Linked DNA regions of Homo sapiens: region 2 is linked to region 1. The links are chromatin loops, found by intact Hi-C in ENCODE. Cell type or tissue: prostate gland. All regions are shown on one strand. Each heading gives the region's core, and the rest is flanking DNA. Links, peaks and the distances in the headings are about the cores only.

Region 1 (8,787 bases), core at 202-8,201:
GCTGTGGTGGGCTCCACCCAGTTCGAGCTTCCCCACTGCTTTGTTTACCTAAGCAAGCCTGGGCAATGGTGGGCGCCCCTCCCCTAGCCTCGGGGCCGCCTTGCAGTTTGATCTCAGACTGCTATGCTAGCAATCAGCGAGACTCCGTGGGCGTAGGTCCCTCCGAGCCAGGTGTGGGATATAATCTCCTGGTGCACCGTTATTTAAGCCCGTTGGAAAAGCGCAGTATTTGGGTGGAAGTGACCCGATTTTCCAGGTGCCGTCTGTCACCCCTTTCTTTGACTAGGAAAGGGAACTCCCTGACCCCTTGCGCTTCCGGAGTGAGGCAATGCCTCGCCCTGCTTTGGCTCGTGCAACGGTGCGCTGCACCCACTGACCTGTGCCCACTGTCTGGCACTCCCTAGTGAGATGAACCCGGTACCTCAGATGGAAATGCAGAAATCACCCATCTTCTGCGTTGCTCACGCTGGGAGCTGTAGACCGGAGCTGTTCCTATTCGGCCATCTTGGCTCCTCCCCCCCTTCAATTTCCTTAATACACTGTTGTTTATTATTTCCTTCCTCCTGTTCACTTTGGGTTTATTTTGCTCTTTTCCTCCCTAGTCTCTTATGGCAGAAGCTTAAATTGTTGTTTTGATACATTTCTTGTTTTGTAATACAATCATTTAATGCAGCAAATTCCCTTCCCACTTTAGCTACATCCCACAAGTTTTGATATGTTACATAGTTATTTTCTTTCATTTCAATATATTTTCTGATTTCCCTTTTTTAAGTGTGTGGTTTGCTTTCTTATTGTTTAGAAATTTTCCTGTTATCCTTCTCTTATTGATTTCTAGTTTAATTCCATTATAGTCAGAAAACATACTTTGTATGATTTCAGTGCTTTTAAATTTAAGGTTGGATATGTTATTCACAATATGGCCTATCTTTGTAAATGTTCCATGTGCATTTGAAAAGAATGTGTAGTCTGCTGTTGTAGTGTGTAGTGTTCTGTAAATATGACTTAATTCAAGTTAGTTGATAGTGTTCCATTCTATCCTTGCCACTATTTCTATATATTACATAGAAAGGAGTGTTGCAATCTCCAAGTATTATTGTCAGCATGTCTACTCCTTTTATATTCTGACAATTTTTGTTTTCTGCATTTTGAAGCTCTATTCTCAAGTGCTCATACATTTAGAATTGTTGTGCTTTCCTGGTGATGAATTGATTTTTCTTTTTTTTTTAAAAAAAGTGTATTGAGGTAAAATATACATGTATAATTCACCATCTTTACCATTTTAAGTGTAAAATTCTGTGGTGATAAATAATTTACATTATTTTTCCCCTTCATTCCCCCTTCCCCTCTCCCCTCCCCCCTCCCCCCTCCCCAGCCTCTGGTAACCACCTATCTACTCTTCATCTCCATGAGATCTCTTCTTTGGCTCCCACAAGTGAGGACATGCAGTGTTTGTCTTTCTATGCTTTGCTTATTTCACTTAACATAATGGCCTCCAGTTCCATCCATGTTGTTGCAAATGGCAAGATTTCACTCTTTTTATGGATGAATAATATTCCATTGTGTATAGGTACATATTCTTTATCCATTCATCCATTAGTGGGCACTTAGGTTGATTCTGTATTCTGGATTTTGTAAATAGTGCTGCAATAAACATTAGAAGGCAGACATCTCTTTGATACATTGACCTCCTTTCTTTTGGATATATACCCTATAGTGGAATTGCTGAATCATGTGATAGTTCTATTTTTGGTTTTTTGAGGAAACTCTATACTGATCTCCATAGTGGCTGTGCTAATTTACATTCCCACCAACAGTGTACAAGGGTTCCCCTTTCTCCACATCCTTGTCAACATCTGTTATTGCCTGCCTTTTTGGTACAAGCTATTTTAAACAAGGTGAGATAATACCTCGTTGTGGTTTTGATTTGCACTTTCCTGATAATTAGTGATGTTGAACATTTTTTCATATACTTGTTGGCCATTTGTATATCTTCTTTTGAGAAATGTCAGTTCAGATCTTTTGCCGATTTTTATTTATTTTTAAATTTTTAATACTTTTTACTCTTTTAAAATATTTTTTTAACTGACACAGGGTCTTGTTCTTTTTTCACCCAGGCTGGAGTGCAGTGGCATCATCACTACTCACTGCAGCCTCAACCTTCTGGGCTCAAATGATCCACTACAGCTTCCCAAGGAGCTGGGAATACAGGTGCATGATGCCACTGCACCCAGCTACTTTTTTTTTTTTTTTTTTCAAGAGGTAGGGTCTTACTATGTTGCCTAGGCTGATCTTAAACTCCTGGGCTCAAGCTATCCTCTCGCCTTGGCCTCCCAAAATGCTAGGATTATAGGTGTAAGCCACAGTGCCCAGACACCCATTTTAAAATCAGATTATTTGTTTTATGCTATTGAGTTGTTTGAACTCTTTATATATTCTGGTTATTACTCTCTTGGCAGAGGGACAGTTTGCAAATATTTTTTTCCCATTTTGTAGGTTGCCTGTTCACCTTGTTTCATTTGCTGTGCAGAAGCTTTTTAACTTGATGTAATCTCCGTTGTCTATTTTTGCTTTGATTGCCTGGAGCTTTTCCTCAATGTTTTCTTCTAGTAGTTTCATAGTTTCAGGTTTTAGTCCTTTTAAATCTTTAATCCTTTTTGATTTGATTTTTGTGTATAGTGAGAGATAGGGATCTGGTTTCATTCTTCTGCATTTAGTTGTTCAGTTTTCTCAGCACCATTTATTGAAAAGACTGTCCTTTCCCTATTGCATATTCTGGGATCTTTTGTCAAAGATGAGTTGGTTATAAATGTGTGGATTTATATTTGGGTTCTCTATTATGTTCTATTGTTCTATGTGTCTGTTGTTATGCCAGTACCAGTGAATTAACTTTTCTACCAATATGTAATATCCCTTTTTAACCCTGGTAGTTTTCTTTGTTCTGAAGTCTACTTTGATATTAACATAGTAGTTTTGTTTCAGTTGGGGTCTTCAATGTGCAGTTTTTTTTTTTTTTTCCATAGTTTTTCTTTTTAACCTACCTATACTATAATATTTGAGGAGAGTTTCTTATAGAGAGCATGTACTTGAGTCATTTTTATAAAATTCATTCTGTCAATCTCTATCTTTTAATTGGTGTGTTTATGTCATTTACATGTAATGTAATTATTGATATGTTTGGATTCAGGTCTTCTAATTATTATTTATTTTCTACTTTTTTCTGTATTTTTAGTTCACCTTTTTTTTTTTCCTTTGTTTGGTTTACTTAAACTTCTTTTTTAGTATTCTAGTTTAAGTTATCTAGTGTGTGTGTTATTGGGTTTTTTTTTTCTTCTTCTTTTTTTGAGATGGAGTCTCTCTCTGTCACCCAGGCTGGAGTGCAGTGGTGCAATCTAGGCTCACTGCAACCCCTGCCTCCCAGGTTCAAGCAATTCTCCCACTTCAGCCTCCCAAGTAGCTGGGACTACAGGCATGCACCACCATGCCCAGCTAATTTTTGTATTTTTAGTAGAAACAGGGTTTCACCATGTTGGCCAGGGTGGTCTCAAACTCTTGACCTCAAGTGATCCACCTTCCTCAGCCTCCCAAAGTGTTGAGATTACAGGTGTGAGCCACCACTCCCGGCCTCTAGTGGGTTTTTGGCATTAACTCTTGGTGTAATTTTTCAGTGTTCTAAGGATTACAATATACATATTTGACTTTTTGTAGTCTATTTAGAATCGATATTTCACCATTTCAAGTGGAATATCAGAATCTTACCACCATATGGATCTCCTTACCTTCCTCCTCTTTTTGTTGTAATTGTCTCATGTATTACAGCTACATACTTTGAAACTTTTTAAAATGGTGTTAAAAATTTTTGCTTTTAATTGTCTTACATATTTTAAAGAACTCAACAAGAGAAGAATAACCTATTATACTTATCCAGATATTTGCCATTTCTGTTCTTGTTCATTTCTAATGTTCCACATTTCCTTCTGGTATCATTTTTTCTTCCCCTCTTACCTACCTAAACAATACCTGGTGGCCCAGCAGAGACAAAGAATCACAGCAAGAGAAAGAGAAATCAATTTAATTAAAGATTTAATGGCTGCAGGACTACTCAGAGGCAGTTCCTAGTATAACAGCGCCACCTGCTGGAAGAGAAGCCAAATAAACTTTTTTTTTGTTCCAAGGCAGCTGTGACCAAGCTCTTGCTGGAACTGAATGCCTGACGCGAGGATGCTTTGTGACTCTTTGGCCTGCCATCCCCATTTTGGGGTGTATCAACTCACTCAATGACTAAAAAAGTGAGAAGAGCCTAAGAGATCTCTCCGTTTAAAAGGAAATGGAGTATTCAAGAGCCAGTTGGCCTCTCCTTAGCAGCATCTTGGCAGCAATCCCTTTAGCGGAAACATTATCACCAACCATGCCCCCTAAAGCAAAGCTGCTGTAGGTGTTCAGCCTCAGCACCATCTCCATAAAACAATAAGTGAACATGATCACTCTGCTCAGTGGGCAGAACTCACTGCAGTCCTAATGCCCTCGCCAGTGCTTCCCGCAAAGAAATTTGCTACATGTTAACTAACTCTTACCTGGCACCAATGGCCTGGCCGTCTGCTCTGCTGCTGGGAAGACTCTAGACTGGAAGGTTACAGACATCCCTCTTTGGAGCAGCAAACTGGAAACAAATCGAGGCCGCTGATGGGCAGCTGGTGTCACAGATGTGGATGCCCTTGGTAAGGATTCTCTGACGAGACTGACTGGAATCAAACTGCTTGATAGATCCCTACCCGAATCCACATCCACGTTTTGGGGTGCCTTGAGCCCAGGCAGGGGAATCTCAGAGGAACAAGAGTGGTAAACTCACTGCTGGTGCTGAGATACTTCAGGCTTTGGTTTTCTTCCAAATGCATCTGCTGCTATTTACTTTTCCGAGTCTTCAGATGGCTGCTCCATGCGTGCCGCCCAGGGTTACAGCTGCCTTCGGTGGGATAGACAGGTCAGGATATGCTTGTTCCATCTCATCCAGAACTGGAACCAAGGGGAGGATTTTAGCAGGTGGAGAGGAGGCAAAAGGGCATTTCCAGGAGAACAGCAGCACTAGGCAAAGCACAAAGCTGAGAACATAGGACAGGCTCTGGGGGCAAGAATAGTTCATCTGGCTGGGTCCTGAGTGCGCAAGGAGAGCAGCAGGTGAGAAATCTGACAGAAGGGCTTGGCCTTAGCATGGGGCCTCAGGAAAGGAGAGTGGGCTTTGCTGGACAGCGTCCCCGGGAGTCACGGAGAGGATCCAAGCTGAGAAGTAGCTATGGCAGAGCTGTACTACGGGGCCTACACGTTGTCCCTCCACCTGGAACTCTTTGTTCTGCTCTTCCCCCAGCCAACTCTTTCTCATCCTTCAGGTTTCAGTGTAAGTCTCTTTCCTCAGGGAAGCCTACCTGACCTCTCACCACCTGCTCAGCTCAGACCGTGGCTCCCATAGAATACTAGATTTTTCCTTCGTGGTCCTTATCATGTTGTCAATTGTTTACTTAGTCATTTGCAATGATTTGTTTCACATCCATTTTCCCTGCCAGCCTGTGAGCATATTTCTTGTTTATTGCTAAGGGCATTTGATCAGCAAACTTGCAGGAAGAATGTGCTCTCTGCCCACCAGGGCATTAGGTGCCAACATTCCCAAGGACGAAGTATGTGACCTTTCCCCATGTTGTTAGCTTGTTGCCTGCACAGACCCTACATCCCAGTGTTCCTGGTCTAGCTGACAGGGGTTGTGTGTGGAGTGGAGGGAGAAGGGGCGGGTGGCAGAAAGACTGGGTCAGAATCCACTATAGTAGGCAAAGGAGTTGCCGGCCATGCTGTAACCAGGGCCTGAGGGGTGAGGCTACACTCAAGAGTGAAGCAAACACCACCCAGACTTTTTTGAGATCCTGGATATTGGGGAGCCCCAAAACAGGACCTTCTGACATTTGCCCACCTCCTGCAGGCTGCAGCGAGCCAGGCTGCCCAGTCTTCCTCTGGCAACTCAGAGGTACCATCACACTGGTGAGAGGAAGGGAACTGAGTGCCTCTTGAGCCAGGACAGAGCTGGGGCTTCAAGTTACTATTTCCAACGCTATTAGCACATGTGATGAGGGCCTAGGGGGTGCAAGGCTCACTCTGGGGTCACTGACTTGGGGATATGGCAGGGCCAGGACAGGGACTCCAGGTCTGTCTGCTTTGAAGCCCCGCTGAACTCCAGCAGGCCCCATGCCCCTCAGGAACCACCTTGGGGAGGGGGATCTGAATTCAGGGGCCACCTCAGCCAGCTCCTTCATCATCCTCTGTCTTCCACACCTGGAGCTCGTTTATGCCAGGGCCTTGGAAGAAGATAATGCAGGATGAGGACACAGCGTGCAAACCACCCGGCTGTGTCCCACACAGCCTCCTCCTGCCTCTTCACCTGTCTTGCATCCGCCTACAAGTCTAGTCGGTTCTGTTTGGTTTTTGCCTGATAGACCTTCAATGTCTGGCAATGTCTGTCAGTAATTACAGCCCACAATTCCCTAGCAAATTTATTTAGGAATGAATTATTTCACAGACTTCAATAACAGTAAATTGCTTATTCCTAGTGGGTTCTGAGGCATTCAGAGATGGGCTATACAAAGCCATGCTGATCCTCACTGTGGGAACCCTAGGTTCTTTCCAAGCGTCCCCCATCCTCTCCCACTCATCAGGAGCTATGGGCCTCCGTCAGGGTGTGGCCCCCAGCTGGCCAGGCCACAGACTGACCAAATCCTGTTGGATCATTTCAGCTGGAGATTCTTGAGGGGAAAATGTGTGATTTAATGGAAAACTATGAATTGTTTAGATCACACCCTGTAGGGGTATCTCACTGTGTGCTGTTTTACAAATCTATAAGTTGTAAATGACTGACAGCAAACAAAATAAGTCTTGCCTATGGACATGCAAATAAATTCTCTCTGGTGAAGGGATGACCCTGCCAATGTGGAGAAACCAGTTTGGGATCCACTTGTAAGTTCATTTTAATATTCCTGATATATAAATGTGTCTATTCTTTGGATTCTCCCTTGAACATGTTGAAACATCCTATAGGTTTCTGCCAGGCAAGTTGTCAGAGCCCTGGCAGTGGAGAGTGATTGGCTCACATATGGGAAAAGAATGTACCGACAGCAGAATAGGTTTGAAGAGGAAAGTTTTATTAAACAGAAAGAACACTGCAGCAGAGTATAGCAGGGCGCTTCAGCTAGACAAGACTGAGCGTGCCAAGGTGGATTTTCCTTAGGGGTATTTATGGACCTTAAAGTGGGAGCTTAAGGGTAATTTGGACCATATTAGCCATGTAGGTAATTTGGTGCCTTGATGTCGGCAAGTGTTGCACAATGAGTTTCAACATACATGCATTCCGGAGATGCATTAGAAATCCTAGTTACTTATACATGTTTTAGAAAGAAGCCTGGTGTCAGATTATGGCTTTAGAAAATAGGAAAGTCTAATTACTTCTGAGTTCCTTAAATAAAGAGTTTTGCCTCCAGATGGTCTGCTTGATGGACACCAGGTGACTTTGCTATCCTCACTTTCCTCACTAATAATGAGTTGAATAAAGTCTTTAACAATATTGATTTTATAACTGCCTTAGAATCATAATTTTACTTTTTGTTGAAAAGTATCCTTTAACACAAACTTAAGCAACCCCAGAGTTTCTGATGCATTGAGTCTGGGGTGGAGCCCAAGAACATGATGTCTAACAAGCCCATGGCTCAGGCTTTGAGGACTCTGTGTCATCTGAGGGTGTTCTTGAGGGTGGCAAGGGCTCTGCTGTGACAGGACATTGTCCTGGGTTAATGGGGTGTCTAACCCCCGGGACCCACAGAGTGTCTCCCAGATGCTGAAAGAAACTCTGTTCTGCAGCCAATGGAGGGGCTGGAGATGGGAGAATTGGGATCACAGAGCCAATGTCCCTTCCCCAATGCCCAGTGTGCAAGTTGGCCCAGGCTGTGTGCTTTCAAGCCATGCAACTATTGCTGATGAACTTAAGGCTGGGCCTTTCTGAGGTGGACATGAAGCCCAGGAAGGGTAGGTGAGCTGGGGCTGCAGCCTCATCACTTTCCCTGGACACCCTTGCTCTTTAACTCAGCAAGTGTGCAGCTCCAAGCAGCCCTCCCTTGAGCAAAGGGACATGTCATGTCACAGACTGGTTTTCGTGACTCTGCAGGACCTGGGACCCTCTGCAAGTGACAGAGAGGTGTCGCTGGGGGACTCTAATCCTGAAATTGCCTTTGCAAAAATTTTAACAGTGAGAAAACTATGACAGTGAAGGAGATGTGATCTAACCAACTTCTATCTTGCCTTTAACCTTCAAAGAGCCCTGAGTCATTTCTAGGCATAGGCCAAGCTAACTTTGGGAGACATTTATAGTTTAAATGATAATAGCCCTTCCCCAAAACTAAACCTAAAGCTAATGAAAGGCCACCAGATTAGGAGGATGTGAGGATCCTGAATTCTTCTAAGGTGTAGACATTAGCCATTGCAGCCATTATTCCGGAGGTCACAAGATTTGCAACTCCCACAATTACTCCCGCAGATAACATCACTATTGTAGAACGTAAGATTGGCTTTTTGATATGTCTTTTCAGGTTTTTGCATCTCTGACCCCCACTGACTCCCACCAAGCTGGTCCTGTGGCCCTATCCAGAAATGGTCTTCCTGGGCCACCAAACTATTTTTTAAAAACCCTAGCCTTGGAGTTTTCAAGGAGATCTATTTGATTAATAACTCTATGTCCCATGTGGTGTGGACAACCTCGTGTCT
Region 2 (8,787 bases), core at 435-8,434, 190 kb before region 1:
TTCCAGTTGGAGTGGTAAAATATTGATTCCAGATAGATTGTGACACTGTTCTGTATACTGTAATCCCTAGAGAAGGCATTTAAAAACCTATACCAAGAGATATAGTCAAAATCACAGTAGAAAATTAAAATGAAATTAAATAAAATTAAATAAATTATATATGTATAATTTATAAATAATAAAATAAAATGAAAATGAAAATGAAATACTAAAAAATGCTCACTTAACTAAAAACAATGCTGGAAAGGGAAAATTAGGGATAAAAAGCAAAAGGAACAGACAGGAAACAAATAATAACATGATATACCTAATTCCTGTTATTGGTAAATTTTGTTTTGTATCTTTTCTTCTTGATTAGTCTTGTGTGAAACTTCAATTTTATTAATCTTTTAAAAGACTTGCTTTTTGCTTTGTTAATTTTCTCTATTGTTTTTCTATTTTCAATTTTATCAATTTCTACATGGATCTTTATTCTTTCTTTCCTTCTACTTACTTTGTGTTTAGTTTGCTCTGCTTTTCCTGGGCTCTTAAAGTGGAATTTGGCTCATTGATTTTAAGACTCTCTCCCTTTCTAATATAATTTTTAAAGCTGCACATTGACCTCTAAACACTGGTATAGTTGCAGCACCTAAACTTTAGTCTGCTACTTTTTATTATCATTCAGTTTGAAATATTTTCTAACCCAGATATCTTATTTGACCCATATATTACTTAGAAGTGTGTAGTTTAATTTCTAAATATCTGTGGCTTTTCTAGATATATTTATTGATCTCTATTTTAATTCCTTTATGGTTAAAGAACATACACTGTAAGATTTCAATCTTTTGAAGTATACTGAGAGATATTTTATGGCCAATTTTGGTCTCTTTTAGTGAACGTACCATGTGCAATTGGAAAGAATGTATATTCTGCTATCATTGGGTATAGTGTTCTATAAATGTCAATTATGTTTAGATGGCCTATAGTAGAGTTTAGCAAACTCTTCCCATGAAGGGCCAGATAATAGACAGTTCAAGCTTTGTGAGCCATATGATCTCTTTTGCATCTCAATTCTGCAAAAGCTGCTATAAACAACCATAGACAATACATAAATGAATAGGGGTGGCTGTTTTCTAATTTTTTTTTTGAGACGGAGTCTTGCTGTCTTGCCCAGGCTGGAGTGCAGTGACACGATCTTGGCTCACTGCAACCTCCGCCTCCTGGGTTCAAGCAATTCTCCTGCCTCAGCCTCCTGAGTAGCTGGGATTACAGGTGCGTGCCACCACACCCAGCTAATTTTTGTATTTTTAGTAGAGACAGCATTTCACCATGTTGTTCAGGCTGGTCTCAAACTCCTGACCTCATGATCCACCTGCCTTGGCCTCCCAAAGTGCTGAGATTACAGGTGTGAGCCACCACGCCCAGCCTAAAATTTTATTTTTGAGATTTGTCTCATATACCATAATTCAACAATCCCTGATCTATAGTGCTTTTAAAAGATATTGTATATATTTACTGGGTTTTTTTTTTTGGTCTAGTTATTCTATCACTTTTCAAGAGCAGGGTATCAAAATCTTTCATTACGAGTATGGATTTGTTTATTTCTCTCTTTAGTTCTGCTAATTTTGCTTGTTATTTTTAAACTCTGATTTTAGTTGCATAAACATATAGTCACTTCAGATTTCTTTTATTATTAAAAACACATAACACTACTCACAAAGATTAAGAATAAAAAATTGTATTTTAAAAATACATAACATTAAATTTATTATACTAACCATTTTTAGCTGTATAGTTCAGTAGTGTTAAGTTTATTCACATTGTTGTCCAACAGTTCTCTAATACTTTTTCATCTTGCAAAAATGAAACTCAACACCTGTTAAACACTAATTCCTCCTCTCCTCCCCCCAGCCTTTGGCAACCACCTTTCTACTTTCTGTTTCTATGATTTTTGACCACTTTAGATACTTCAAATGAGTGGAATCATACAGTATTTGTCCTTTAGTGACTGGCTTATTTCACTTAGCATAATATTCTCAAGTTTCGTCCATAGTGTAGTGACAACAGGATTTTCTACTATTTTTTTTTTTTTTTGAGACAGAGTCTCACTCTATCACCCATGCTGGAGTGGAGTTGCGATTCTCCTGCCTCAGCCTCCCGAGTTGCTGGGACTACAGGTGCACGCCACCGCGCCCAGCTAATTTTTTTTTTGTATTTTTTGTGGAGATGAGGTTTCGCCGTGTTGACCAGGCTGCTCTCAAACTCCTGACCTCAGGCCATCCACCTGCCTTGGCCTCCCAAAGTGCTGGGATTACAGGCATGAGTCACCGTGCCCGGCTGGATTTTTTACTTTTTAAAGGCTACATAACATTCCACTGTATGTGTACCACATTTTCTTTAGCCATTGATCTGTTGATGGACATTTGGGTTGCTTCCACCTCTTGCATATTTTGAATAATGCTGCAATGGACAAATGGATATGTAAATATCACTTTGAGATCCTGCTTTGACGTTTTTTGGATACATACCCAGAAGTGGGGTTTGCTGGGTCATGTGGTAATTCTATTTTCAATTTTTGGAGAAACCTCTATACTGTTTTCCGTAATGGCTGCAGCATTTTACATTCCCACCAGCAGTGCACAAGGGTTCCAATTTTTCCACACCCTTGCCAACACTTGTTATTTTCTGTTCTTTTGATGATGGCGCTTCTTGTGGGTATGCAGTGATATCTCATTGTGATTTTGACTTGCATTTCTTTTATGATTAGTGATGTTGATTATCTTTTTGTATGCTTGTTGGCCACCTCAGGTTTCTTATTCTTTCTTTTTACACAGTGTATCCTTTTCTATTCTTTTACTTTCAACCTATTTATGTTTTTGCAGTTAAGAGTCATCTTTTGTGGATAATATACAACCAGGTCTTGTTTTTGGTTTGTTTTAAATCCAGTCTGACAATCTCTGTCTTTTTATTAGCATGTTTAGTGTATTTATGTTTAATATAGTCCTTTTATTTATTTATTTTGAAGACAGAGTCTTGCTCTATCCCCCAGGTGGGAGTGCAGTGGCATGATCTTGGCTCACTGCAACCTCCCCCTCCTGGGTTCAAGTGGTTCTCCTGCCTCAGCCTCTCGAGCATCTGGGATTACAGGTGTGTGCCACCACGCCCGGCTACTTTTTGTATTTTTAGTGGAGATGATGTTTCACCATGTTGGCCAGGCTGGTCTCGAACTCCTGGCCTCAAGTGATCCACGTGCCTTGGCCTCCCAAAGTGTTAGGATTACAGGCATGAGCCACTGTGCCTGGCCTAATTTTTTGTATTTTTGGTAGAGACGGGTTTTCACCATGTTGGCCAGGCTGGTTTTGAACTCCTGAGCTCAATCGATCCACCCACCCCGGCCTCCCAAAGTGCTGGGATTACAGGTCACCACACCTGGCTATATTTAATATAGTTATTGATGTTAAGCTGCGACATATTTGAGGGATCAGAGGGTAGATTCTGGTAGGCAGCTTAATGGCTACCTGAGGATGTCCACGTCCTATTCCCTGGCACCTATGAATACGTTACCTTACATGGCAAAAGAGATTTTGCAGATGTGATTAAGGTTACTGACTTAAAATGGGGAAGATTATCCTATCCTGGATAATCTAGGTGGGCCCAATCTAATCACACAAATCCTTAAAAGGGGAGAACTTTTCCAGGCTGGGTCAGAGAGATGAGATGGGAGGAAGAGGACAGATTTGAAGTGTGAGAGGAACTTGACTGATAGTTCCCGGCTTTGGTTTTGAAGATGGAGGAAGGAGGTCCCAAGCCAAGGAATGCAGCATGGGCCTCTAGAAGCTGGAATGACCCTCACCTCACGGCCAGCAAGAAATCAGGGAACTCAGTCTTACCCGAGTGAGCAGGAAATCGATTCTCCTCTGCAGCCTCTATAGAGAACACAGCCTGTCAACACCCTGATTTTGGCCCAATGAGCCCTGTACCTCCAGAAGTGTAACGTAATAAATTTGTGTTGTTTTAAGCTATTAAGCTGTGGTTAATTTGTTATGGCGCCAAGAGAAAACTAACATGACACATACTTCTCTATATATTCTTCCCTTCTAGAATTACCTCTTCCCAATTTTCCTTTTTTTTTTTTTTTTTTTTAGACAAGGTCTCCCTCTGTCACCCAGGCTGGAGTGCAGTGGCACTATCTTGGCTCACTGCAGCCTCCACCTCCTGGGTTCCAGCAATTCTCATGCCTCAGCCTCCCGAGTAGCTGGGATTACAGGTATCTGCCACCATGCCCAGCTAATTTTTTGTGTTTTTAGTAGACAGGATTTCGCCATGTTGGCCAGGCTGGTCTCGAACTCCCGGCCTCAGGTGATCTGCCCACCTCGGCCTCCCAAAGTGCTGGGATTACAAGTGTGAGCCACCACTCCTGGCCCCAATTTTCCAATTCTACTAGTCTCAAACTCTGTTTTCTGTCCACTTCAAGTCAATCAAGCGATGGCTCTCTGCAGCTGGAGCTGCTCACTGATTGGGGGTTGCCCTCATGTCAAAAGCCATAAACTCACAAATCCCAACAATTTTCATTCATTTTTCAAGGGTGGTTTTCCTACAGTTTCTGCCTTCTTTTGATCAATCTCTAATACCTTCACACATTATTTTAAAAATGCTTTGCTCAGATTGTATAATTTTTATTTTATTTTATTTATTTTTTTTGAGACAGAGTCTTACTCTGTCGCCCAGGTGGTGCACCACCTCGCCCACCTAATTTTTTTCTCTTGTTTGGTATTTCTAGTAGAGACGGGGTTTCACCATGTTGACCAGACTAGTCTCAAACTCTTGACCTTAAGTGATTCGCCTGCCTTGGCCTTCCTAAGTGCTGGGATTACAGGAGTAAGCCACGGAGCCCAGCCAGATTGTATAACTTTTATCTGCAAGAAGATTAGTCCACCGTTACCAAAAGCTGGAACCTCATTATACTCTTCTGCCTACTTTCACGTTTGCAATTTTCCATAATTTAAAAAGAGAAAAAAAATTTTAAACGCTCTAGTGGGATGTTTTAATTTTACTTATTCTCATTAATCTGAAGCCTAAAAATGAGTTGCTATCTCTTAATGTGACAGTTGAAATAAAAGAAACGGAATAAAAGGGGGAGTTTTCGAAGCCTTTGATGGGGGAGGAAAGACCCCAAGCTTCTCTCCTTAGAGGGAAGGAATCCTTACTTACAGGTTAGTTCCACCACGTGCAGTTCCTCACAGTGACCAGCAGGGGGAAAAAGTAGTTTTGCGTTTCCGATGGATCCCTGCGCCCCGCTGCCAATTCCCCAAGCAAAGGGAAGCGAGGGGAGAGCGCGGAGCCCCCGATTAGCGTTCGGAGGAACTGGCCTAGAGGGGCCACTCGGAGCGCAAAGGCCCCGCGAAATAGAATATCTATACGCCCAGCAACCCTCCCTTTCGAGGCGCACGGAATAAGTTGGCTGGAACTCTCCGCTGACCGCTCCGCCTGGGACTCAGGGTTGCAGCCGCACAGAGCTTCCTCCGGGGCGCCCAGGGCGGCGCGAGCAGGAGGGGGACCCAGTGTGGCCGCGCCCGGGAACTCGGGGGACCAGGTGAGGCTGCGCCCGGGTCCCAGTGGGATCCAGATGAGCGTACGCCCAAGCCCGCGGGGGACCAGGTGAGCCCGCGCCCGGGTCTGAGTGGGATCCAGGTGAGCCAGCGTCCAGCGTCTCCAGGGTCTGGGGCAGGGTCGTCGGGCTTAGGACTCAAGCAGTCAGCGGGCAGAATGGGTTGGCGTGGAGAGCCAGACGCGCTCAGGATCCAGGCGATGGGCCTGGGCATAGCCGTGTCTGCAAGGGCTGTCGTCAGGGGATCGTCGAGAGGACCTGCTTCTACCTAGTGGATTCACAGTACTACCCATAAAAATAAACCCTGCTAATGAGACGGTGTGTGGGAAGGGGGTGGGAGCATGGTCATTTTATTAGAGCTGAGCATTAATAATTTCCTTGAGGACCTTGGGCAAACTCTTTGTTTTGAAGCCAGTGGAGGCCTGGGTCAGTGTCCCTGAGTTCTGAGTTAACTGCGTGGACAAATGATGAGAAACAGCCATCACTTTAGGGATGTTTTAAGAGAAAGTCGGTGTGTGCTGAAACAGTGAGTTAGAGAGACTGGGAACAGAAAGCAAAGACCAGAAAGACAAGAAGCAAACATATGGGAAGTCAAAAAAGGAAATTGCCTGGAAATAAAGCCAGATGGGTCTGGCAGGAGTGCTGTCTTGGTTGACATCTGTGGGACATGACCCTGGACAGATCACTGGAGTCAGAGGAGGTCATTAATTAAGAATCCGCTGGTTATCCTTGGTGTTTTAAGGTTACCACGGTAGAAATAGAAACGTGTGCAGCACATAGTCAACAAGTTTTGGCAAATGACCAAATAAGATACAAACATTTAATTGGATTAGGAGATCAGTTGCAAAGTGTTGTGTTTCTATGCCATGATGAACATTCAGAGTGGAATCTCTAGAAAAATGCTTTGTGTAAATGATTAGACTGTAGGGCTAAGGTGTTGCAAAACAGTACAGTAAGTTATTTACTCTTTTTTTTTTTTGAGACGGAGCCTCACTCTGTTGCCCAGGCTGGAGGGTAGTGGCTTGATCTCGGCTCACTGCAACCTCCGCCTCCCGGGTTCAAGCAGTAAATTATTTACTTTTAGTCTCAATAATACTGTGTGTATCAGTAATAATCTAATTACATTTATTTCAAGAAGGTGTCCATTTGTTTTAGACAGGTAATTACTAGTTTAAAATAGATGGGAATATAAAACATTCCGATAATTTGAAATATAGGCTAAAGTCAAGTAAAACATTTGCAAAACCATACATGAAAATGGTAAAATAAGAGCAGACCAAGTTCAGCTAGTTTTCAAAAAAATATAGAATGCCACTCTTTCCCCTGTTCTTGTACTTGAGGGTTGAGGAGCTGTTTGTTGTTGCAGGCTCACACCTGTGTGTCCGAGTCAGGCCTGCAAAACCTGTGTGTCCCACTTCTCAATTTACCCAGTTCTGGGGTCCTTCTCTGCACACCTGTGAAAAGACATCTTATTCTTGTGGTTTAAAACTTGCCGGCCGGGCGCGGTGGCTTATGCCTGTAATCCCAGCGCTTTGGGAGCCCGAGGCGGGTGGATCACGAGGTCAAGAGATTGAGACCATCCTGGCCAACATGGTGAAACCCCGTCTCTACTAAAAATACAAAAATTAACTGGGCGTGGTGGCACATACCTGTAATCCCATCTACTTGGGAGGCTGAGGTAGGAGAATCACTTGAACCCGGGAGGCAGAGGTTGCAGTGAGTCGAGATCGTGCAGTTGCACTCCAGCCTGGGTGACAAGAGCCAAACTCCGTCTCAAAAAAAACCCAACCAACCAGCCAAACAAACAAAAACTTGCCTATACTGCTTGGTGTTTTAAAAAATTTGGAAGGGGGAGGAAAAGACAGGTTATTCTTCCATGAATCAGACACAGCAACTGAACCTCAATTGTTGGGGAGGGATTGATTGCTGAATGAAAAAACTAGGTGGGAGGCAGGAGGGGGTGGATATGATGACCTCATTTGAACTTTGCATGCTATTTCTTCTTAAACGGTGAGGAGTTTAGAAAAAGTACTCAAGCTTAGTTTTGGCGGAAAGGCATTAATAGTATTTTCTCAAGCAGTGTTTGTACAGAATTATTAAGGAGCCCCCTAACATTTTCTCATAAGCCCCCAGGAACGGATTCCTTGTACCTCAGAGGCAAGGTACTTGCCAATAAGCCTTTAGCTTGAGGCTTGCTGTAATATATTTTATAAGACTGTAATGGAACTTAGCAATTTAATCAGAGTATGTGCTTCTCGTTATATTCTTAAAAAATACAACGCATCAGCAAATGTTGCATTATGGGCTATGAAATTCCTTCTGTTAGTTGTTCACATTTTAGCCTGTGCCCACTGTGTTTTGTATGATGGACAAACCAAATAATCATTATGTAAGTAAGGTAGAGCTTTATATTTTTTCCAATGTGTAAACACTCTGTAAATAGGCAGTCCTTGGTGGGTGTGGCAGCTCCCCTAGCTCATCAGGAACCTGGACTCCTCTCTTTCTTCTCTGCTATCCTCAGTGTGTAGTTCTCATCTTTCAGGCTGCCTGGTGGTTGCAAGATGACTGCTGAAGTTCTAGTCATGACACTCATGTTCTAGGCAGGAAGTAGGAAGAAAGGGAGAAGGTAGCTGAATACAATTTAACAACTTCCATTTAAATTTTGTGGTAGAATGTCTGCAAAGATGGCTGCCAATAATTTTTGTAGGCTTAAGTCATTTTTTCCTGTCAAGAGGTATAGTCTGTTTCTCTTCTCCTTTAGTCAGGGCTGGCCCTATGACTTGCTTTGACCAATAGAATGTATTGGAAGGCCTTGCTAGGCTTTGCTGCTTCTGTTTACCCTCTTGGGATCCAGCTGCCATGTAAAGAAGCTTAGACTAGAATATATATATATATATATCTGGAATACAATGGTGTGAACACAGCTTACTGCAGCCTCAACCTCCCAGGCTCAGGTGATCCTCCCACCTCAGCTTCGATAGTAGCTGGGACTACAGGTGCACTTTACCATACTCAGCTAATTTTTTGTAGAGACAGGGTTTCGCCATTTTGCCCAGGTTGGTCTTGAACTCCTTGGCTCAAGTGATCCACCCACCTCGGCCTCCCAAAGTGCTGGGATTACAGGTGTGAGCCACCACAGCTGGCCCAGAGTAAACTATTGAATAATGAACAACTATGTGAAGAGAGGCCTAGCCAGTCCC

What was found. Hi-C counts contacts between places; a loop is a spot of excess contacts. Peaks named below come from ENCODE experiments on the same cell type or tissue, not always from the same donor. Only the 100,000 strongest peaks of a DNase experiment are listed, where the experiment ranks them.
Region 2: a loop joins it to region 1, with 8 times the contacts of the local background. A loop is called at or near these places in 89 of 110 quality-filtered maps.

What each region holds. Positions count from the first base shown.
Region 1 is chr18:35,752,041-35,760,827 of GRCh38, reverse strand. No RefSeq gene overlaps it. Among named protein-coding and RNA genes, the nearest start is that of MIR187, 150 kb to the left of the region's middle. RefSeq lists an enhancer at 3,989-4,283. In prostate gland, for the core only: a CTCF peak has its summit at 4,123 (motif pointing left); a DNase peak (open chromatin) is centred at 4,147.
Region 2 is chr18:35,947,017-35,955,803 of GRCh38, reverse strand. It overlaps LOC105372066 (a long non-coding RNA gene), which reads left to right. Exons shown (of 4, transcript NR_188032.1): 3 at 3,005-3,126; 4 at 3,767-4,001. Among named protein-coding and RNA genes, the nearest start is that of MIR3929, 17 kb to the right of the region's middle. In prostate gland, for the core only: a CTCF peak has its summit at 5,229 (motif pointing right); a DNase peak (open chromatin) is centred at 5,243; H3K4me3 peaks cover 987 bases; H3K27ac peaks cover 759 bases.